Linked DNA regions of Mus musculus: regions 2 and 3 are each linked to region 1. A link is a loop called in an ENCODE intact Hi-C map of the cell type or tissue named here. Cell type or tissue: gastrocnemius. All regions are shown on one strand.

The links. A loop is a pair of places that touch in the nucleus more often than their neighbours do. Peaks named below come from ENCODE experiments on the same cell type or tissue, not always from the same donor. Only the 100,000 strongest peaks of a DNase experiment are listed, where the experiment ranks them.
Region 2: it touches region 1 in a loop (3-fold over the local background); 16 of 42 quality-filtered maps call a loop at or near these places.
Region 3: it touches region 1 in a loop (2.1-fold over the local background); 9 of 42 quality-filtered maps call a loop at or near these places.

The regions. Positions count from the first base shown.
Region 1 is chr6:52,721,413-52,729,412 of GRCm38, forward strand. Tax1bp1 (Tax1 (human T cell leukemia virus type I) binding protein 1) reads left to right here. Exons shown (of 18, transcript NM_025816.3): 2 at 1-54; 3 at 5,787-5,889; 4 at 7,869-8,000. Among named protein-coding and RNA genes, the nearest start is that of Tax1bp1, 12 kb to the left of the region's middle. In gastrocnemius, no CTCF peak of the experiment used is centred here; a DNase peak (open chromatin) is centred at 3,522; H3K4me3 peaks cover 228 bases; H3K27ac peaks cover 291 bases.
Region 2 is chr6:52,637,275-52,645,274 of GRCm38, forward strand. It overlaps Hibadh (3-hydroxyisobutyrate dehydrogenase), which reads right to left and starts at 3,026. Exons shown (of 8, transcript NM_145567.1): 1 at 2,887-3,026. The coding sequence starts at 2,974. It overlaps LOC115490472 (a small nucleolar RNA gene), which reads right to left and starts at 2,081; the gene lies at 1,960-2,081. In gastrocnemius, CTCF peaks have their summits at 2,381 and 3,298; DNase peaks (open chromatin) are centred at 2,637 and 3,110; H3K4me3 peaks cover 2,452 bases; H3K27ac peaks cover 2,995 bases.
Region 3 is chr6:52,915,230-52,923,229 of GRCm38, forward strand. The region is part of intron 1 of Jazf1 (JAZF zinc finger 1); the gene reads right to left. Among named protein-coding and RNA genes, the nearest start is that of Gm52903, 53 kb to the left of the region's middle. In gastrocnemius, no CTCF peak of the experiment used is centred here; DNase peaks (open chromatin) are centred at 3,982 and 4,438.

The sequences.
Region 1 (8,000 bases):
ACCTTAACTCCGTATATCCATCCACACTCCAAAGATTGGGTTGGTATATTCAAGGTAAGAGAACTTGAATATTTCTTCCACATGGATTCTTTTAATTTTATCTTTTCAGAAATTACATTTATTTATTTTGTGGCGTGTGTGTGTGTGTGTGTGTGTGTGTGTGTGTGCTGTGTGCATACCGTTTGTATCTAGTCAGAGGACAACTTGGAAGAGTTGGTTGTATCCTTTTATCATATAAGTCTTGGTGATTGAACTGCAGTCCTCATACTGGCAGCAGGCAGCTTTGCCTGAGGAGCTATCTTGACAACCTGAATATTTTCTTTAAACAGATTTGGATTTAACTTATACTAAACCTTGTCTTAAGAAACTACATTAAGATTCAGTTTTGTAAATATCACCATGAAATACTAAACACTGTGCAGTCATTTAAACACTGGGAACTTAATTCCACAGGTTTTCTTCTCTGTGATCAAAAGATCCAACTTGGGTTTTTTGCGAAAACTTTTAGAATATTCTCTGTGTGTGCACGAACTTGTGTTGTCTGTGCTGGGTATTGAATCCAGAGCTTCATGGGCAAGTGCTGTACAAGTGAGCTGTATCCTCAGCTCAGAATCTCTTAAAAAAAAACAAACCAAAAACTCCAAATTCTCTCCCATTTCACACTTAAAGGGGGAAAATAATCATTTTTAAAAGATTCTCAAATTGTATACTGTCTCTTCTTGTCGTTTGTGATTGATTTTGTACATCTCTGTAGCCATGCATTGCCTCTTTTGTTATGTACCTCTTAAATATTGCTCATATTGTTATTGTATTATTTTTAGGTCAATACTCTGTTTACTTGAGAGAACAGTAAATTCTTTGTGGGCTGGTTCATATAGTCACCAATCATTTTTCATATTATTTACTTGAAAATTACGTTTCAGTGGTTACTACTTTGGTATTCCCTATGCTGGAGGTTTTATGCAATTTTCAGGCTCTTCAGAATATAGTGGAGAACAGATACAGTTTCAAAAGGCTAGGGGAAAAGGTTTTGGGCTCTTTTCTGTTTATTATTGCATGAAAGAGTTACACTAGTCTAAGCTAAAAGTGGACCCTAAATGGTTGCATATACAAGCTGTGAGGTTTTTAAATCTGTGACAGAACAAGGGACGGAAGGGAGAATCTACTCATTGCAAGGAAATTCTCACTTGAGCTTCAGCGAGTCACAAGCACTTAAAACTTGGGAACCTTCAGCTGATTGTCCAGTCTCTGTCAGGAACTGGCATGTGTTCTTGAGAAGGTCATCCCTTCAGCTGAAGTACTCTCCATATTCTAGATGCACAATTAAAGTACCATTGCAGGCAAAATGTCTTAAATGCCTTTTCCTCTTAACATAATCATCCCTGAGGCTTTGGATCAGGGTCTTCCTGCCATTTCTCTGTTGAATTTGAATATGAAAATAATCCTCAGTGCCCATAGGAAGCAGGTCATTACCCTTACTTGAATCAGCAAAGGGGTTGAAAGAGTGGAGGATCTGGATAAGGCCAAATGTGTCATAATATTTATGTACATATTCATTGAATCAGTTCATTTAGTTAATTGAACCAGGTTCTTACTATAGGACATTTATGATGTAGCTAAAGCCTTAAATCTTTTTTCATTTTCTTCTTTCTTTTTTTCCCTCGGGGCAGAATCTTAACTGTGGCCAGACCTCACTGTGTAGCCCAGCTTATCTTGAATTTGTGAAACCCAAGGTGAATAACCCGAAGGGTCTCAATCACAAGTTCTGTTAACTAGCTCTCAGAACTCTGAGTTTGGTGTGCATGCTTGGGCACGCAAGAATCATAGGCCCTGCCCACAAAATGCCAAGGCTCAGAGTCTGTTATATTATTTTGGCTGCAATACAAGCTTAGGCTCCCAAACTTAGGTTTCTATGAAGACCCCATGGTGAAGTCCTCTGCCATTTGATGAGTCTTACATGCTGTTTCCACAAATAAACCTATTCTGCAGAGATAATAAACTAGTTAACTGCTGTGGATAGTAGATCTAAAACTGTTTGAATGTTTTGTTTCAAGCTTTTCTTATTTCTTAAAACATTTTGTTGGAAGAAGTGATTTAAGCCACCCATTATAGTATGATAAAGGTTTCCTCTGGCTTGTAATGTTTTGGCTGAGAAATCTGCAGGTAGTAGTCACCCTTGTATGGTGACTTTTTCCTTGCTGCTTAAAGACCTTTGGCAGCTTGATAATAATGCGTCTTGGTGTCTCCTTGGGCTTAGCCTAGTTAAGGTGCTTTGAGGTTGTTTTGTTTATAGAGACAGGGTTTTCTTATGTAGTCTAGGCTGCCCTTAAACTCTCTAAAGCCTCGGTTTACCTGACTCTTCCAAAATCTGGGACTCTAGACATAGAGCACCATGTTTAGCTATTTTTAATTTTTGTACTTTGTCCATTTTCTTTTTCATACCTAGTAAGTTTCAGCTGCTACTTTTAGAAATATGCTCTAAGGCGGTCTGTTTCTTTCTAGAGTCTTCAGCCTTTGATGGCTATATTTTATTTCCTTTTTTTTACCTTACATCTTGTCTTTTACTACTACCCAGGCTGGCTTTGACTTCACAGTCCTTTCTCAGCCTCATGAGTAATGGATTAAAGATGTGCACCACTACTCTGTTTATATTGTTTTTATTGATAGGTTCTTTTATGTTCAACCCCCTTTTTCATACCCTTTTGTATTCCCTGACTCAGCTATTAATATTAAAATTTAAAATTGCATTTAGTTAATTTTCTGTGGACATGTGTATTAGTGCCTGTCTCTCTGTGTGTGTGTATGTACATGTGTGTGTCCAGGTCAAGAGGACAATTTTCAGGAGTCAGTTCTTGTCTTCCTACCATGTGGGTTCCAGTGATTGAACTTGGGTTGTCAGGCGTGGTGGAAAAGCCTTTTATCCATTGAGTTTACACACATGCTCACCCCCGCCCCCCTCAAGCTCTGAAACCCAGGTAGGAGGCCTCAGACTTGCTGGTAGTCAGTGTCTGGCCGAGTTTGCAGAATCTTTATTCTGCTTTAGTCGTTTAGATTTCCTTTTGTGAATTTTTCAGTTCACTTATTGTATTCTTCATCTCCAGAGTAGATGGCTATTTTTTTGTTTGCTTCATTATTTTTGTATAGTTGATTATTGGAGTACATTGAATTTAATTAAAAGTATTATTTTGGATTGTTGGTCAGATAATTTATTGAACTCTGTTTCTTTTAGCTTAATGATGTTTCTTTTATTTTCTTCCTTTGGATCTTCTGTTCTTCAGAAGAATTTTTCCATTTTGTGATTTCCACAAAGCAGCATCCTCTTTGACTCATTTCAGATTTGTTTGTACTGGAAAGAAGTTCACCATATACCCTGCCCAAAGATTCTCTGGATCCCCCTTCAATCTTTCACTGAGATATGTTATGTTGTAGCTCTTTTGTGTAATTTCCCAACCTTAAAATATTGCTTGTTTCCGGAGTTTGTACTCTTTCTCCCTCTTGTGTCTGTCTGTGGTACTGCATGCCCTCAGTTGGAATCGGATGTTGAACAATCAGTCCTTTTTTTCCCCAGTGCCTAGGCACCCAAATCGTCCTGGTTTTGTTGCTGTCAACTCAGGTGAGGCAGAAACCTGTGCAGTCCATCTAAAAGTCTGTATGCGAGGTCCATGTCCGGCTCTTCCTGACTGCCGGCAGGAGTGAAGCTGCACAGCCTGCAGAGTTGAGCCTACTGAGGGGAAAGCCTTGTGGTTGTTAGAAAACAATGCCTCTTTTAGCTCACCTGGAGTACTTGTTTTTGTAATGGGTTTTTGGAGTTCTTCCAAAGGATTTTCTGGATTGTGCACTGTGAAATCGCTGACTGCCTGGGAGCAGAGCGTGGGCTGTGAGACTCTTTATTTTATCTTCTCCACATTTCTCCAATTTCACTTTCACTTACTTGGCAGAAGACTCTTTCAGACATTTTGTAATTTTCACAATGTAGCCAAAGGAAAGCCTTTTCTTTTATTCCTGGTTTTTTCCCCTCTTGTCTTTTTATCAAGTGTGCATCTAGGGAACTAGTGCCAGTGTTGGAGGGAAAGAGGTAGAGTTTCAGAACGTGTGAAAGGGTATCTTCTGTTCTGCTAGGAAATGAATAAGAGTACTAGTGGCTAAGAGCTTCGTAAGCTCAAATTCTATTAGCTCTCACTAATGGCACACATCTTCAATCTTGTTTTGGTTGTTAATGGTGGCTAATCAAAATTGTAGGACATGGGGCTGCTAAAGATAGCTCAGAAAGTAATATCAGGGCAGGCAGCTGGAGTGCCCAGAGGGCAGAGTACTGACTCCCAGATGTTGTCTTGTGGTATGTCTGAACCAGCACATGTGTACACAACATACACACACACACACACGAATTTAGCAAAACCATAGAACATATCATCTAAGACTGTGACTTTCTAATAGTCAATATTTAGCACAGTCTATTTTGTTTAGAAAACACAGTTTGAGATCTGTAATGTCTATATTTGAGTTGAAAATATTACATATATTTTAATTTTTATTATTGTATATTGTATATGGTACTGGGTTTTTTAAGGATCTTTCTCATATGAGTTCATTCAGTATGCTTTGAACATCTTCCCTAGAATACATCTAAGATGAAAATATGTTAATCTCTTAGAATGTAAATACTCTCCTCACCCAAGATATACAAATTGCTTTCAGACAGAACTTGCCAAAGATGAGAGATTAGTGATTTAAGTTACAGGAGAGTACTTACTAAAACAATGCAAGAGCCCCTCCGCCCCCCTCCCCCCCAAAAAACCCAGACCCTAAGTATGAGGTATAAAACATTAAGTTATTAAAAAGTACATAATAGAGGGGCTAGGAAGCTGGCTTAATCAGTAAATTGCTATAAGGACTTGAATTTGAATCTCCAGCACCCATGTTATAAAGCTGGGCCTACATGTCTGTAATCCTGACATTGAGCAGGCAGGCAGAGAAAGAAGGATCTGTAGTGTTTGCTGGCCACCTAATCCAGCCACATCAGTGAGCTTCAGGGTCAGTGAGAGACCCTGCCTCATAACAAGGTGGAGAGCAATTGAGGAAGACACTCAACATTGACCTTTGGCCTCTCATAATCTTGAATCTGTGCACACAAAAATCCACAGGGTATAGTAGCATAATAATTTTAAATAAACCAGAAGATTTTGTATTTGATCATGTGTGTGTTTCCATTGTCTTGGAGAAATTAGGTAGCACTTTGAATATATAGTAGAGACTTCATTCAGTTTACATAAATTACTATAACTTTTGGTCACAGTTTAATCATAATTAGACATGCCTAATGTATTAGGGTTTTACTGCTGTGAACAGATACCATGACCAAGGCAAGTCTTATAAAAAACAACATTTAATTGGGGCTGGCTTGCAGGTTCAGAGGTTCAGTCCATTATCATCAAGGTGAGAGCATGGCAGTATCTAGGCAGGCATGGCACAGGCAGAGCTGAGAGTTCTACATCTTCATCCAAAGGCTGCTAGTGGAAGACTGACTTCCAGGCAACTAGAGTGAGGCTCTTATACCCACACCCACAGTGACACACCTACTCCAACCAGGTCACACCTATTCCAACAAGGCCACACCTCCAAATGGTGCTATTCCCTGGTCTAAGAATATACAAACCATCACACCTCATAACTCAAGATTTTAAAATTTTAAGTGCATATTTTAACTTTAGGGTGTAATTAAAATGTTGTATCTAGCTAGTATTAAGGTAATTAGTTATATTCTTTCTTAAATTTTTCTCCTTTAGGTTGGATGGAGTACTGCTCGTGACTATTACACATTTTTATGGTCTCCTATGCCTGAACATTATGTGGAAGGATCAACAGTCAATTGTGTACTAGCATTTCAAGGTGAGAATTAGAAACTGAAGGACTTGATCAAGCCAGCAGCCTCTGTTGTAGTTCTCTGTTTCAGAGTGTTTAGATGAGTCTTTGTTGAGTGAAAGTCAGATGACTGTAAATGCCATGTGTAGGGCACAAGGGGTTTTCATAGCTACTCAGAACACTGCTTTTTTTAAATGAAGCAAACTTGGAGTTTCTTAAGAAAAGGTTGTGTTGCAGGTTTAAATGTAAGCATTAACAAGGGAAGGGAGACAAGTAGGAGGACAGAAGTACATATCCTCACACACAAGCTAAGGATTGATTGCATGTATAGGAAAGGAATATCAACCAATGATGAAGTTGAGGTTGCCACAATATTCATTCATTTGTATGTTCAGAAGACCCTTTCATTTATGCCAGTTTTGATTTGTCCCTTATAAGGGACAAACTGTAATGTGCACTTGTTTCAGGGGCATTGTTTTCCTCTTTCTGGCTCCTTTGGGATTATTTGTGGAAATGTATAACCGTGGATTTAAGAAGACCATTGGGTTTACTAGGAATACACACTGGGAAATAGTAACTGAGAGATTTTCATCATGGGTCCCCTGGCCAGAGTTTATATCTGGATAGGAGTAAAATGTATTATTGTGCTGTGATTGCACTTTAGTCTAACTGTAGATAATGAACTTGTACTATGTGTGTCTCAAAAGATAGAATAAAGGAATACTGTCTTGCTTTTCTTTTGCTGTAATAAGACATTGTGAGCAAGACAACGTATAGAGGAAAGAATTTATTGGGGGTTTACAGTTATTGGTGGACACTGTAGTAGCACTGCAGTAGCTTCTAGAGACAATCTCAAGGCAAAGAGTTAACTGGGAATGACTGGGCCTTTGAAGGATTGTATGTTTAAGACCGTGTCTCAACATCAACTCTTTTGAGAGGTGGATAGTTCAGTGGTAAAGCTTAGCTCAAGTGAGGCCATGGGTTCAATCTTCAGTACCCCCCTAGCCTCCGCACCCCCAAAGGCATGTGCATTGTACGTAGTAATATTGAGTATAGAATTGATGGGTTTTTAAGTAAAACCATTCTGTGTGGATATTTAAAGAAGTGAAGATTGATTTTAGTTAGGACAGTCCAGCAAAATTAAAAAGAGAGGGTAACAAACTGGAGAAGAAGAAACTAAACATTGAACATAATTAGTTTTCATATGGTAGCCAATGTTATAAATAGCTATAGCGCCTAAGTGGCTTAGATGGCTTCATTCATATGTTAAATAGAGCTCTGTAGTTGCAAATCTTACAGAGTTTTCTTGTGCTGTACCAATGGTCTCATCCTCTTTGCCTTTACACAGTTCACATATATAACATATTTTTGTAGTTAATATTTCTTTTTACATACAGCGAATGTCCAATTGGAGGAAATATTTCTTAAATCATGTATTTCCCAGTCCTACTCCCTGTCCTTAGATTTTTATTAGGTCTTCCCTTATTTCTCCTCCATTAATCTTCTTACTCCTTGTAAAGTACAAACTTGCCTCTCTTTGAGTTGATTTTGCCATAGTTAAGATGCAGGGGGAGAGGCTCGAGAGATGACTCAGTGGTTAAGAACACTGTCTGTTCTTGCAGAGGACCTAGGTTCCATCTCCAGTGTGCTTGTGGCAACTCATTATTATCCGTTTAATTCCAGACCACATGGATCTGATGCCTCTTTCTATTCTCTGCAGGTACCACCAATGCAGGTGGTGCACAGGCATACACACAGACAAAACACATATAAATAAAAAAATTAATAAAGATAAAGGGGGAATTCATATATATGTTTATATCTAAGAGAGACAACTTTGGGCTATGTTTGAGAAGAAAGTATAACTTGGACTGATAAATTTGTGAACAATAGGAAAGACTCATTCTAGATATGTTCAGAATAATAGTATGGAGGAAGGAAAGTATTATTAATAAATTAGCATTTTAAAGTAGCAAGCTTAATAATTTTTGTTACCCACCTCTTAGGATATTACCTTCCAAATGATGATGGAGAATTTTATCAGTTCTGTTACGTCACCCATAAGGGTGAAATTCGTGGAGCAAGTACTCCTTTCCAGTTCCGAGCTGCTTCTCCAGTTGAAGAGCTGCTCACTATGG
Region 2 (8,000 bases), 84 kb before region 1:
ATTATTTTAAATGCCAGTGTTTATATAAATTAATAATAATGACAAATAGTAAACTAACCTCAAAAATGTTAACTTTTTTTGAGATTCAAATCTTTTTTTTAAAAAAGTGGAGTACATTCTACAAAACCATTATCACTTCTCCTCCCCTAGCCTCAGGGAACATCGCGGACCATGGGCGCTGAAGAGTGAGAGGATGATGAGGAATGCCACAGAACAAGACCATCCAGACACCACCCAGCTGCTACAATCGTGGTCACCTGACCCTTCAACAGGCCATCATGCACAGAGGTGGTCCCATGAGGACCCACCCTTCCTGTAGTGCTTCTGCCTGCTAATGGGTGTTGCTGGAAGGGTTATCATTTTGTGAATGGTGTGACTGGGGAACAGGCTGGCAAGAAGGGGTTCAGAGGGAAAGGAGGAGGTAGAACAGAGGGGAATGTGGGTGAATATAATCACAAATTGCTGTATTATGGATAAAACTGTGAGGAAAAAAAAGCTTAAATCTAAACATACAAGAAATACAAGCACATACACAAAAGGCATCTGTAGTTTTTTAAACTTAGTATTTGCAACTCTATATACAGTGCTATTCAATTTCCCACCCCACCTTTGGTCAAGTGGTCTTTAAAAATGTCCTGATACAATTTTTCTATGTACATGTTGAGGAGTCCCAATAAGTTAGTTGAAGAAAGTGTGTGTGTGTGTGTGTCCTCTTTAAAAAATAGACCTAAAGCTAAGTACAATTATCTTTTTTAAAAAATACAAATATAATTGAGGAAAATACGTAATAAAAAATATTTATAAAAAATACAAAATTTGCTTATTAAATGAATTATGAAACAGGAAAGAAATTATTTTCTCTGTTTCTTCTGGTATGCATTAAATGTATTACAGCTGCCATAAGTTGACACCTTGTAAGTCTCATTTTTTAAAAAGTACATGGGTCTTTATAACACTATCAACTATTCTCTATAAATAGCTTAAACATAATATGGAGGCAAATCCCTCCACAGAATTCAGAACATCAAGTATTAGTAATTGAACATGGTTCCTTTTCTACATTTTCCTACACTTCAAAGTTGCATGGAGATGAGGTATTTTCCCCAATTTTTAGAAAAGATTTAAATCTCAAAAAAAATTAACATTTTTTGTAATTAGTTTACTATTTGTCATTAATATTAGTTTAAAATAACTAATTTAAAATAACTCCAAAGTAAAAAGGGATTGTTTGAGTGTTTCAAAGACATCACTAAAGAACTTTTTCTTAAAATTAATTGTTCATAGACACATGCCTTTGGGCCAGAGCAGCCCAAGCACAAGATGGCTTGGTAAGGCAGTTTACCCAGCACCAGGGAGACAGGTCCTTCCTGCTGTCAGAGCATAGGATTATAAGCTTTGGCCTCAGACTCTCCTATCATGAATTGTAAGAACTTTCATAACCCTTAAAAGGTACATGAATGGTTCAAGAAACTATCATTAGTCACCTTGTAAAAACACTAAACAGCAAATATATCATCCTGAACTAATCAGATCTCAAAATGTTGTACACTGATAAGAAAACTGCTGCTCCCTTCAAAGTGTTTTTAAAAAGAAAAAAATTATATCCAAAATCATGTGTTTGCATCTGGCTAATCACAATTCCTTATCTGTCATCTGCTACCTATTGCACACAAATGCTCTTCCAAAGCAGAAAGAAATTTCATAAGTTTTTCCTGAGGGCAAAGACTGGGAGCTGCTCAGAAATCAACTCCCAACATATTTCTTACACAAAAATTAAAACAAGTGAACACAAGCACCCTGAATCCAGAGCCTCCTGCATGCTAAGCAAAGGCAACGGTGTTTTGTTTGCTAGTCCTGTATATGATAGTGCTAACCAGCACATTGTTAAAATAAACTTTTACATTTAAAAAAAAAAATCCTTCGGTATCTCCCACAAATCAACCAATTTTTTTTTTCAACACATGTTCCCAACAGGTTAACTGCTAGACAAGTAGCATATGAAAACCCTCATGGGAATTTTTCTTTATGGTCATGTCCACAGCAAATGAGAAACTGCATTCTAAAAGCCTTGGTAATGACCATTTCAACCAATTCTTAATTAAAGAGGTGTCTTGATGTCCTAGAAAATCCAAGAGTCAGGGAGAAACAAGGGGTACTTCCTGGATCTTGTTGGAGAAGTCCCAATTTACTCATTCTAAGGCCTTGGGAGATCCTCATGTGAAAAGCAGTTCTCAGATATTCATGTCGCTCTAAAAGCTTAAAACCTGGTCACTTTCCATACTTGCAGCACAGCATAGTAGTCGGTTAGGTTATAGACACAACTTTGAGGCAAAGAATTGTGGTTAATATTTCGACAAAAGTCCACCACTTTGAGGCAGCACAACTCCATTTCATAATGGAGTTCGCTCTGCTTGCTGGTCAAGGGTGACAAACTTTGCTGGATTTCTAGGATACCGCCATGCCACCGACTAGAGTAGTTAAAACACAAATTAGGCCTTGAAGTCTGAGGGAGCCCCCGCTTAGGGTGAAGCCAGGGAGCTGGAAGGCCAGGGGTCCCAGAGGTGGGTGCGGTGGGGTCACCTCTGGAGCTGAGCCCTCCAAATGTCCTAGGAGCCCCAAATCCAAAGCGCACGCCAGGGACCCAAACATTCCTCCCTTCATCACAAGCTGTTCCTGGGTCCCGCAGAGGAAACGCTGAACAATCTGGAGCCGGGCATAGGGCAGGAGTGGAAGGCTGACGGCTCAGGAGGCAGTTACAAGGGGGCCCAGGCCTAGGAGGCGACCACAATTGTCGCTTTTACCCTCAAACCAACCGCAGCCCTTCGGGCGAAAAGCCCTCCTCGGATGACCAGAGGAAGAAGAGCAGATGGGGCGCGAGGTCCTTACCCGCTGCAAGGCTGCCCACGGGCCGCCGCCGGCCGCTCCAGTACCAGAGGCCGGAGGCTGCTCCCCGGAACCCCAAGGAGGCTGCCATGCTGTCCCCCGCCCCGCCTCCGCGCCGTGACCTCCGCCGCCTCACACACGGCCTGTGAACTACGAGTGTGCGCAGCCGGGATGGCCCGCACCTCCGTAAGGACAGCTCGCGCACGCGCTCTCCTTGCTCGGCTTGGACTCCGCCCAGCGCGGGGCGGAGCACTGTGTTGAGAGGCGTGGCCGGAGTCGGGAACAGTCCAATCAGGATCCCGAAATCCATAGACGCCCTGCCTTGCCTCCGGCTCCTGCTGAATTTACAACCTTTGGGTGAGAGAATTCTTGTTTACCCAAAAGCTGAGGGGTGTGTGGGAGGCGGTGGCTGTCGCTCACTACCGCCTCCTCCGAGCACCTGCACTGAGCAACTGCCTCTTCACTGGGCTGCTAATTGTTTTTCTTCCTCCCAGACAAGAACCGCAGCTACTGCAGTATTAAAGGAAAGAGCAGAAATGTTGTGTTTCCTAGTATAGGGACTCATTTTTAACTTCAGTAATAAATACATGGACCTCCCAGGGTTAACATATATATTTTCAGCGTCTGTTGAAACACAATCACAGAATCTACCATGTGTGTAATAACTGAAATCTATGTGATATACAACTCAATGGTTTTTCCAGTCGTATTTGAAAAGTAGTAGGGAAGTAATTTAATAGCACTGTTCTCTTTGAAGAGTAGAATTTCTAGGAACTTACTGAGTTCCAAGAAATGCGTCAATGTTTAAAATTTTCTACAACCTGCATCTTTTGAACCCAAAATCTAATGGTACATTTAAACCCAGGAAGTAGTATATATGTATATTATAAAAACAGATATTTTGCTGATCTTTCCTTATTTGACTATTTGGTATATTTGGTGGCTTAAATAAGCATGGCCCCCATAGACTCATATGTTTGAGTGCTTGGCACATAGGAGGTGTGACTTTATTGGAGAAGGTGTGGCCTTGTTGGAGGAAAGGCATCACTGTGGAGACCAGCTTTGAGGTCTTACATATGCTCAAACGACAGCTAGTGTGGCACACAGTCCCCTTCTGCTGCTTTCAGATCAAGACCTAGAACTCTCAGCACCAACTCTAGCGCCACGTCTGCCTGGATGCTGCTATGTGCCCCACCATGATGACAATAGACTAGGTCACTGCAACTGTAAGCCAGCCCCAATTAAATGGTTTTGTTTTTATAAGAGTGGCCATGGTTATAGTGTCTTTTCACAGCAATGAAACCCTAAGTAAGACAGTATACATATTTGAATATCTGTTCCTTGAGGATAATCGCAAAGTATTCAATTTCCACTGGAGAATTTTTATCTTCAGTACACTAAAACAAGACTTGTAACCTTTGAAGAAAAGTAGGCCAAGAGGCAAGAATGGGGCTTGGGGGGTAGGGGGAGGGCAAGCAATAAGAAAACCAAGATGCCTACCTTCCATCCTCAAAAAAAAAAAAAAAAGCAAAACAAAACAAAATGACAAAAAACACCTGTGTTCGTCTTGTTTTAATTCATTTTCCTTGTGCTGCAGTCATCCTAAAAAGCAAAATCAAGGGATTCAAGTTTGACCTTTAAAAAGCAAAGTGCCTCTTCCTAGTCACCCACAGGGCTGATAAAAGGAAAACTAAGATTGTCAATTTTTTTTTTTTTTTTTTTTTGCAGGCTCAGGAGTTCTGGCATGGTATTAATGTTCCCAGGAACCCATACGGGAGTTCAAGGACCCATCTGGAGCTATAGGAAACCAATTCCCTTCTAAACAGTCCTCTGCCCCACCCTAAAAACAGAAAAGAAAGTCAGATGTAAAGAGAAAGTAAACAAAACAAGTATAAACAAACAAATAACATCGTAGCTACTGGATAGTCTTCGATTTGGTGCTTCCATCCCTAATAGGGCTAATTGGTTTCTGAAGTATTTCATGTCTCTCTATTCTGGTTTCTTTAGGTTTTACTGGAATGGATTTTCTGCAAGCAATAAATGTGTCCCTACAGGTTTCTATATTTAACTGCTGAAGTGCAGTCTGCTTCCCAGCTCTGCCGACCCCCACAGCAGAGCTGTTTACGACACGAGACAACACATCAATTCATCTCCGCGGCTCCTTGAGTTAATATCCCAGTCCTCCTGAGATTTTACGCCCAATCAGATTGCTTTTGTCATTTTTATTGTGAGCTACTGTTTTTGTTTCTCTGGGTTGTTTATGGGGCTCTTTTCTTGAAAATGAGTTATTTCTTACAAAAGGCCGACTCTTGTGAACACCATCCCCCTAGGAGTAGAAAGAATAAGGGACTGTGGGAGAGCAAGGGAAGCACCTCTTATGTGTGGTTTGGTTTAGTTTGCTTTGGTTTCACTCTGGCTATGGAACTCATCCAATATTGAAAGTTTGATTCTATTTGTTTCAGTGTCACAAAGGGCTAAGTCATAGTTTTAATTTATTCCCATATCCTGCAGACTATTGTCTCCTTCCAGAAGCGCTGACTTGCTTCACAAAGGATTTTCAAAGGTGGCTTTTCCTAAGTACTGCGACTTTGTTAAAATCCTTACGACTTGAAGGTTGTATTATATTTGAAAGGCAGTTTACTGTCTATGGTTAGACTTGCGGGGAGTTGAGGAGGCTAGGATTTAAGACAGGGATTGGCCTGGAACTTGCTATGTAAACTAGGATGGCCTGGAATTCCTAGAGATCCACCTGTATCTGCCTCCTGAGTGCTGGGCTTCAAGGTGTGCATCTCTGCACCCTGCCCATCCCATGACTCTTTACGTACCTAATATATCCCAGACCCAGAGCTGGAGGGACCAAATGAGAGAACCAGAAGAAGCCTTGTTAGGTCTCAACCCTGGGACAAATGGCTAGCTGAGGTGCTGAGGGGCCTTTTAACAGCAAAGCGGATTCTGGCTATCAAGTTCTTCCAGCATCTCTCAGTTCCTATTAGGGTCACCCTGGCTGGTATACCTAGCTCTCCACCTTAAAGTCTCCAGCCCAGGGACTGACTGGCTGGGCTGCCCTTCCAGCAGCTGCTCTTCCCTACATAACCCAACCATTCTGATTACACAGTCCTTTTACCTTTTGCCTCTCCCTTCTTTTCCCCTCTCCCCCTTGCTCCCCTCTTCCCCTCTCCCCTCCCCTCTCTCCTTTCTCTCCCCTCCTCTCTCCTCTCCCCTCTCCCCTCTCCTCCCCTCTCCCCTCTCCTCCCCCTCTTCCCCTTTGCTCTCTCCCCCCTCCCCTCTCCTCTCTCCTTACATGGCCCTGCTCAGTACACTGGTCATGTCCTCTCTGGACGCTCCCAGATGTCTCTGCCTCAGCCTTCTATCTGTAATAAAACCCTCCACCCCTACGAAGCAGTCATGTCCTCCTTTTATTTCTTTTCCTCGTTCATCCCTGAGTAAAGTTCTGAGAGGACATGTGCTGTTGATACGGGTACAGCCATGTCAAGGACCCTTAGCCTCAGCCCCATGGGAATGGCAAAGCCTTCCCAGGGTGAGACCAAGAGGGAAAAGACAAAGCCTTACTCTGAGGTCCAATTGTGGGTGTTAATAGTATGTCCAGAAATGTCCACCATAACTTTCTGCCCTGGATATTTATGGCCTGAAGACCTCACCCCAGTAAGACTGTTCCTGCTGAGATTAGATGTTAGCTAGACCCCATTTTCTTTTTTTTTTTTTTCTTTTTTAAAGATTTATTTATTTATTTTCTGTATATGAGTACACTGTAGATATACAGGTGGTTGTGAGCCATCATGTGGTTGCTGGGAATTGAACTCAGGACCTCTGCTCTCACTCCGGCCCTACTCTCTCCAGCCCCGATTGCTCCAGCCCAAAGATTTATTTATTGTTATATGTAAGTACTGTAGCTGTCTTCAGACACACCAGAAGAGGGCATCAGATCTCATCAATGATGGTTGTGAGCCACCATGTGCTTGCTTGGACTTGAACTCAGAACCTTCAGAAGAGCAGTCAGTGCTCTTAACCACTGAGCCATCTCTCCAGCCCTAGAAACATTTTCTTGATCCAGCTGTATATCATAAAAACTGCATCCTTGTTTATCTGTATGTAATAACCCTGCCTTCTGATTCAGCTGTATGCAATAGCCCTGCCTCTCTGTTCAACTCTCTACAATAAACACACTGAGCTTCTGGGGTGCTGCTGTTTCTCCATCTGAAAGCCCAGCCCACCTGATCCCTGCTTCTTCCACATGTGCCTTTGTCTCTGTCTTTTCTTCATTCTCTCACAGCCCCCAGTAGGGAATGTCCTTAGACTGAGAAAGGATTCACAACCAAATCTTGAAAATACCCAGAGTCACAGACAAAAAGTATTCAGTAAAACTCTTTTTTATTGTAAAACCTGAGACATGGGCAACTCAGCAAGACAGAGAGCATGTTAGGGTAGAAGATAGCTTACCACTTAACTGTAGACACACACATATACATGCACATATACACCACACACACACACACATACCACCCAGCCATAGACATATACACACACATACATACATACATACATATACACACTACCTAACTGCACATCCATATATACACACATACACTCCCACACCACATAGCTGTATATACACACACATCACAGACACTCACATACACCAAACAACTGTAGATATATACATGAACATACCCACCACCCAACTGTAGAAACACACACATACACCACACCACTTTAGAAACAGATACATAAACAAACACCCATACACATACACTCTTACACACACACATACACACACTACTCAACTGTAGATGCCCACACACACTTACATATACTACCCAATGGTAGATACACAGCACACACACAAACACTCACATCACTCAACTATAGAAACACACACACCACATACACTCACACACAAACATATGATCCAATTGCAAATACACATGCACCATCAAACTGTAGACACACATACATACCACATACTTACACATACACCACACGATTGTAAACATACACACTCACACATACACACCACACAACTGTAATACACACACCGTCCAACTGTAGACACATATACACACATACACACACTCCCACCACTCACACACTCAGTCACA
Region 3 (8,000 bases), 190 kb after region 1:
CCCCGCCTTTCATCTTCCCTAGCATCTTAGAGGCCAGTAGGAGCTCACATCAAGTCATTTGCATACTGCTTTCTTACATTTTCTAGCCTCCTCAGGAGTTAAAAACATACTGGAACCTGGAGATTTGGGGGAAAGGAAGGATCAGAGGACTGGTCAATCCCTAAACTGAATTCAAGCTCCTGGAATAGTAGGGCATTCATAGCTGCCCACACACTCCTGAGGTTGGCTATTTTTGCTTTGCTGTTTCAATGCCAACACCAAGTAGTGTGTATGGAAGTCAGCCTTCTCCCAACACCTTTACCCTGGCACTCACTTAGACCAAAGGAGAGAGGACGGCAGAGAGGAGCCATTGAACATTATTTTCAAGGTCAAGACACAAACACCAAAGCTTACTGGTTTGCTTTCATCTCACATACCTGCTGGCTGCCCTTGCTCTTGAACATGTCATTACCTCATTTTCTATTGTTCTCCTTTCTCCTGCAATGGACTCAAACCTTCCCCCTTCCCCAACAAGCCCATTAAAGTCCTAAGTGAAGCCCCAAGGGGGATCTGCTTTTTTCTGCATCGTTCACTGTCTCATTCAAACACAGTTTATTAAACATTTACTATGTCACAAACTCTTCCAAGTACTAGAAATATAGCAGTGAACTGAAAGGAGAAAAATCCCTTCTAAGGGGTGGGGAGTGGGACTTACACATCATGGGCAGGAAAGAGGTTCATGGGGACCAATGTAAATATATTTTCTTGTACACAGTATGTCAGGTGGGACCTTCTAGAAAGAAAAGAGAACACAAGAAGGGGATACGGAGACATAGGATCTTCTCCTGGTACCTGGCATCATATGCTAATTCATTTAATGTGTCCATGCTGCCTCCTCAGCTGGGTATTTCATTCTTTCTCCAAGGGCAGAGCTATTCGCGAGTTCTTTCAGCACAGACTTACGAACACAGAAGGTGATCTACCAGTTCTGTTGTATGACAGAAATTACATAATTATCGGAGCTGATTGACACTTTAGAACGGCAGACCTCTGCAGGGTCAGAGAGATGGATCACTGTCCACGGGAGCGTGCTTGGTGAGCTGTTCCAGTGCCTCCCCCATCAATCTATCACAGCTGTGTCCTGGGCACTGGCTGTAGCCCCGGCCAGATGTGGTAACATAGCCGGGGCTGAGGCTTGGGCGTTGCCTGAGTGTGTCCCTGGGGGAGGCGTGGTCCTTGGGATTGGGAAGTGTTGTATGATTGTAAGAGGTAGTGCCTCGCTCGTGGAAGCCTGTCTTGTCACCATTGCGTTATCCACCCAAGGAATGAAGACCTTTCTTTCAGGGCCTTGACTCAGTTTTCCAGAGATTGAGGTGACTCCACAATGTTCTCTGGCTTTGTATCTTGAGATTTGATCTCTTCCTTTCACACACTCAGGAACATACCATCTACCTTCACTGTCCCACCAGAACTCAGCTAACACTCACTGGCACCATGCCCTTGGGCATCCAGAATTGTGAGTTCAAGAAACCTCTTTCTTTATAAAGTTACCCAGATTCAAGTAATTTTATTACAGGGACAGAAAGCCAGTTAACATAGTCCATGTATCCTAGACTTACAACATGGGCATTTTGGTAAAAAAGGTCACCACAAGATATGTGGTCATTTGTTTGAAAGAAACAAGCTAAGGGATGAAAAGGAGAGTGGGTGAAGTGATTGGGAGGAGGCGGTAGGGTGGGAAAGGTCCTTCTGAGGAGGCAATGGTCCAGCCATAACCTAAAAGTCAAGAAGGAGCCAGCCGGGCAAAGGTGAGAAAGGACTGGGCTGGGGCCAAGGACAGGGCAAAGGCCTAAGGATAAAAACATGCTGTGTGCAAAGAACCATGACCCAAGGCCAAGGCTGAGAGAGGGGCACTGGTTCTCACAGGCTCGGGGTTAGGGAGTGAGTATTAATTACTCCAGGCAGTGAGAAGCCACAGGTGCTACTTTGCATGAGAGAATGAGATTTACATTTCAAGATCACTCTAACAAGACAGCTTCCAAGTCAGTGACTACATGCTACAGTTAGGCCTGCTACCCTAGCACAAGGATTAAAAACTGTATAGTCACCCTACACATAACCCACTATAACTATTGGGATTCTATTACCATTGATAGTCTCTGAGTCAGTCAATCTCTAAACCAGCAAGAGATGGATTCAATATATTTGACAGGGTAATATTAAGGCTACCCTGCATCTTAATTACAGTACAATTCTAGTAAGGAAGAAGAGAAAATTCAATAAATCTCTCTCCATGATGTCTCCTCTGTTTCATAGCCATGGTCCTGTTGGAATGTGCCTTGATGGGGATAAAAAGGGCTAGTTATGGATGGTGGTCCTGAGATACTGAGAGTCTTATTCTCAAAGAGGCGTGCCCGCGTTCCCTTGGCAGGCTCCAGCTTATGTAATGTTTCCCTAACCTCTCCTTCCCTGTCTTGTTTTCACATGTCCAGTCATCCTTGTGGCTCCTCTACAGATGCCCGCCAAGTTCCTCACACAGACACACTACTTTAAAAGTTATATTCCAGAAGCCTCTGCTAGGCTCCCTCCTGAATCTTTCCAGAAGCTTCCATGTGCTCTCTGCCTCTACACCAGACACTGGAAATCCTAAAAGGATCACACAAACCAAGATCTACCATCCGTCTTGCTTTTACCTGTCCTCTTGGTCAAGCCATCTAAAGAAAAGAATACACACTCTTGCCACTGCTGTACCCCCCGGGCATGAGGGTGGCCACTTCTGTGGGCTTGGATTATATCCTGTCCTCACGTTTCATATCCTAATCACAGAAAATCAGGGGAGGGGTTACCTTAGCAACACCCACTCAATAGATTTCAGGTTGATCTAAGGAACAGCTAGCTCTAGGAGAGCTGCAGCTAGAGCTTGCATAGAGCCTTCCCCTGTGTGGGCAGTCCCCCCAGCCAACCCTCCCACCGCCCTCATTAACTTGTATGTCAATGTCCTACCCCCGCACCCGCAATGCACCATGGACTTTAGTCTCTCATGGGAAGAGAATGAATAAGTTGGTGTAACATTCGTAATGTGGTCCCTGTGCTATAGCCAGAACTCTTGTTCAACAAACGTTTGAGCAAATGCTTGATTGGATTTGTGTGTGTCTGTCTGAAGCATGGTCTTACTTTATAGTGAAGGTTGATCTAGAACTCATCATGTACACCAGGTTGGGCCTGAGTTTGCAGCAGTCTGCCTGAGTGCTGCAATTATAGGTGTGAGCCCAGCTCTGGGATGGAGTCTTAAGGCTCCCGTGGTTTGTTTTCTGATATGGACATCTGAACAACAATGACATGGCTTCTTTCCCCACCAGCTTTTTGGAAAAACAGACTCAAGTCCAAATCCAGGCTCTGCTGCTACTTTGTTAGTTGACTGTGGGAAGGAGGCTGACGGTGGGTTCATCCTTCCACAGTAAAGAGCTGTTCTAATCTGCCTAACACTTCGAGAGGAAATGACCTTCTGGATGCTGCCCATGAAGCCTCTGCAAGTACATAGTCTTTCCCTCAGGTGCCATGCCCACCTTTGCTTGGCGAGTATGTTTCAGGTTTCTTTTCCTATGGGTTAAGCTAGAAAAAAAGGAAGAGGAGGAGGGCACACTGTGGATGGGGCAAGGCTAGTAATTGTTAGCAGATATCATTTTCTCCCATCCCATCAAAACCTTTTTTGGGAAGAGATTAAACTATGCTATAATTCATATAATTTTGTGAAAACTTGAATACATATGTTGATATAGAATTGACATAGGAGGACTCAGGGTTATGTGTGGTATAAGTAAGAACTAGGAAAGTAGTTTAATTTGGAGAGTGTAGGAAAAGCTTGCTGTGGAGCTACATGACAAGTGTGCAGGGACACGTGGCACATAGCTAATGCTGTAGTGTGCAAGGCCCTGGCAGGAGAGCCAATAACTGGGCTTCTCAGGAGTTAGAACCAGAGGCACACTTTTAATTCTGACATCCAGACTGGTGCCATAGTGACACCTTGTGGCCACAGGCTTCATGACATTGACATGCATGTATAACTACTTTTTAACTTTAAGGCATGGAAACACAAACGTTTTCTTAACCACAAGTTCACTGTTTCCCACCAGGAGATAAGAATCAAGAGAATCTGGTCACAGCTTGCTGGTGACACTCGTTCCAACAGAGGACTCTTAGTGACAGTTTTCAAGCAGTTGCAGCTCTCCGCTGAACACTTACCTGGCACCTGAGACTTGGGCAGGAGTTACTAAAGCTTGTTGGTTGTTTTAAAACTGCACCTGGGGCCCCCGAGTACCAGTCAACCCTGCCCCCTCATGAATTCTAAGAGCAGTAAGGAGGAAATAAAGAAAAACCTAACATGAGTCTTTGGAATTTCAAAATTAAATTTCTTTATACAACCATACCCTGGGGCTCCACAGTGATGGAAGCGGGCCAGCAATCACCGTCCTGCAGGATCCCATATGATGCTGAGCACTGGCTGTACTCGAAGCACTCGTGGGATCCTGGTGGACTCTGGATGGCTCATGCCAACAGGAACGAACGGCCCCAGCATCACAAAGCAAAGAACTAGAGGGCAGCTGACTTGAGAGGGGACCCAGAAAGGCTCCAATGTAGTGGATGGCAGTTGGTCTTTAGTACAACAGTTTGAGGCCTGTGAGGGCAAAGCTACCTACCTCTGGAGTCAGACAAGACAGGATTTGATTTATATGCCATAACCATCTGAGAATCTTCAAACCCTTCCTCCTTTGAAACCAGGGCTTCTATTGTGGTTGTGAGGAATGAATGAAGTTGTTGGAGAGTCAGAACATACGACGAACACAGACATGGTAGTGATGGTAGCTATTAGTTAGAGAGCGGGGGCAGTGCAGAGACAGGGAAGGCCACTGCCTCGGATGACCTTAGGAGCATGTGTACAGTGGACACGGGAATGCCTGGAGAGCACATGGAGCGCTGGGCTCATCCAGCAACCCCTGAGCTCCCACAGCCCGTGGTCTCAAACCGCAAATCGGCTGCCACCAACACACTGGTTTATTGTTGTTTTTGGTTTTAAACTGTTACACTTATTTTGCTGCTTAAAAAATATCTACTTAAAAAGTAGGAAATCTAGAAAACTATGAGAAACAAGGACCCTACAATGAACGGTCCAAAAGTTCAGTCTGTGCACTTTGCTGTACACTTCTTTCTAGTCTTCTCTAGTATTTTTTAAAAAATGGCACCAGGATTCATACTGTAAATAATTATAACCTAAAGGTTTCTTTCCATATTTTACCATTCATAAAACACTTCCTAATTCTTGGTTAGTACAAAGCTATGTCTGACACTTAGGAGGACTTGAAGGCTATGAGCTGAAGCCCCTCTTCTGCAGAAACATGATTTAGCAGATGACATATGACAAAGGAGTCGTAGATACAGGGTAAAAGCAGAGACAGAGGCAGTTCACACAAAGATGTCCGTCCCCAAGGGGCTCACCTTAGGCAAGGCCCCCACAACGCCAAACAGACTTGAGAGGATCTCCTGAGTGGATCTCTGAGAACAGCAGAGATTTCACGGCACTACAGCTCTGTAATCACGGCACTACATGTCTGTAGATCACGGCACTACATGTCTGTAGATCATGGCACTACAGCTCTGTAGATCATGGCACTACAGCTCTGTAATCACGGCACTACAGCTCTGTAGGTCACTACCAGCTCATTTCCTCTTTCTCAGTGTACATAATGGCAGGCATACCACGGTCACCACCACTGCTAAACCTTTACAATTATGGATCAAACTGAGTTTCTACAAAAGTTCTTTTCAAAATATCACAAATAAGCATAGGAAATTCAGAGAAAATTTCCACTTATGTTTTAGGTCACTAAAAAACTGGGCTTTAGGTGAAAATCTTAAAACAATTCCTAATAATTAGAAGTGAATTCTGAAATTCCATATTCCTGGTATCTTAATAATGTGTAATATAAAACTTAGTAAGCGTGTGCTCCATGTATGATTATGAAGACTGGGATCATTTATTCCTGGGGAAAGCATTTCCTGATTAGCCTCTGCGATGGGCTGAAGTGTTGTCCCCAAAGGTTTATGAGGCTTAGTCCTGTCATGGTGATGGGAGGTGTCAGAACCTTGAGGAGGTGGCTCGCGCTTGCAGGTGTTAGGTTAATGAGGTTTGGACTTCAGTCCTCAGGAGAGCAGGCTTTGACAAAAGACACCATCCCATGAGCTTGTGCTTTCGGTATTGTCCTCTTCCTCCTTCTCTCCATGTACGGCATAGCCAAGGGGACTACTGACAGAGGCTAAAACCAGGCTTGCTCAATCTTGAACTTTCAGTTCTCAAAAAAACTAAACAAACTTCTTATAAAGTTCCAGCCTCAGGTATTTGCTTGGAACAACAATATGAACTAACCAGTACACCCAGAGCTCGTGTCTCTAGCTGCATATGTAGCAGAAGATGGCCTAGTCGGCCATCACTGGGAAGAGAGGCCCATTGGTATTGCAAACTTTATATGCCTCAGTACAGGGGAATGCCAGGGCCAAGAAGTGGGAGTGAGTGGATAGGGGAGCAGGGTGGAGGGAGGGTATAGGGAACTTTCGGGATAGCATTTGAAATGTAAATAAAGAAAATATCTAATAAAAAAAGAATCAAAAAAGAAAGAAAGAAGGAAAGAAAGAAAGAGAGAAAGAGAGAAAGAAAGGAAGAAAATAAAGCTGTGTTCATCATGAGCTCCTTTAGGAAGTACCAAACAACGCTTTTGAAGTGGATGATACAGACTGACCAGGTGCTGGGGAGGACAGGCAAAGTGAACCAGGTAGTTTTCCTGTTCTGTGAGGAGTAGGGCGAGACTGATCAGCAGCGGACAGTGGCCACCCTATGTGATTAATGTTACAGACAGATTAAGTACATGAAGTGACAGACACTACTGACAAATGCCACACTAAAGGATGCGTACTATGCCAACCAAGATCTGCAGAATTAGGAAAGTCTTTTCATAGAGATGGCATTTAAGTTTTTCTACTTAAAGAAGAGTTAAGCAATCCCATAAAAGAGGGGTCCAAGAAGCGGAAACAGCATGGTAGGGATTCTAGAGCAACAGAGAAACTGCTGCTGGAAAAATTGGCAAAAACACACTGAGAACAGTCCCGTCAGAGGGAGGGCAGGGGGCCTGGTGAAAGAATGGACTGTGATCCAACATACATCGGGACCTACGTGTGCACTGGTGTGCTCACTCAGGCTTCGCCTACCAGCGCGCCCCGTTTTATGGCTGATGAAACTGAGGCAGGAGAGGATATGAGCTGGTGAAAAATTAGCCCAGACTTCCCAACAGAAGGAAAAGGTGGCATTTGCATTATTGGAGAAACACTATTGCTATCATGTAAAGAGGCTCTAAAAGGTCCCGAGAAGTTAGGGAAAGGTAGGAGGTAGTGGTCAAAGTTCCCTATTTCCTGAACAACTGCTGCCTAAAGCATCTACCTGAACCACAGGGAATCAGTGACTCTAGCAACAGCCCCAACACTTCTCTTGGCCAGAAAACCATGGCAGCAATGGTGTTATCCCATATCACCTTCCTATAATCACTGCCTTGACTTCATCTCTCAAGAATCACGAGTGCTTGATACTTCAGATGCCCAGGGATGTTTTTGTTTGACCTCCTTTCCTGGCTCTTGGGGGGGGGGTACCTAATTCATCATTTCTTTGTTAAAGAAATGCCATTTACTAGTGATGCTGTTGTAAGACATTAGTTCTCATTCTTAATCCACTTAACATTATTTTCCCCTTAGAGCTCTGAGTAATAGAAGCATCTTAGTCTATCTAACAGGTTTTGTTCAGCAATACTATGCCAAAATCTTTACAAGAATCACTATAAGAAAAAGATGTGGGGGATTCTCAATAATCAGACAAGAAACCTGGAAAAAGCCAACTGGCCTGTCTTACCCTACATGGCTAAGTTTCAAACCCAAGCCTGACTTTAAGTCCAGATCTGTACTACTTTCTCGATGTACAAACA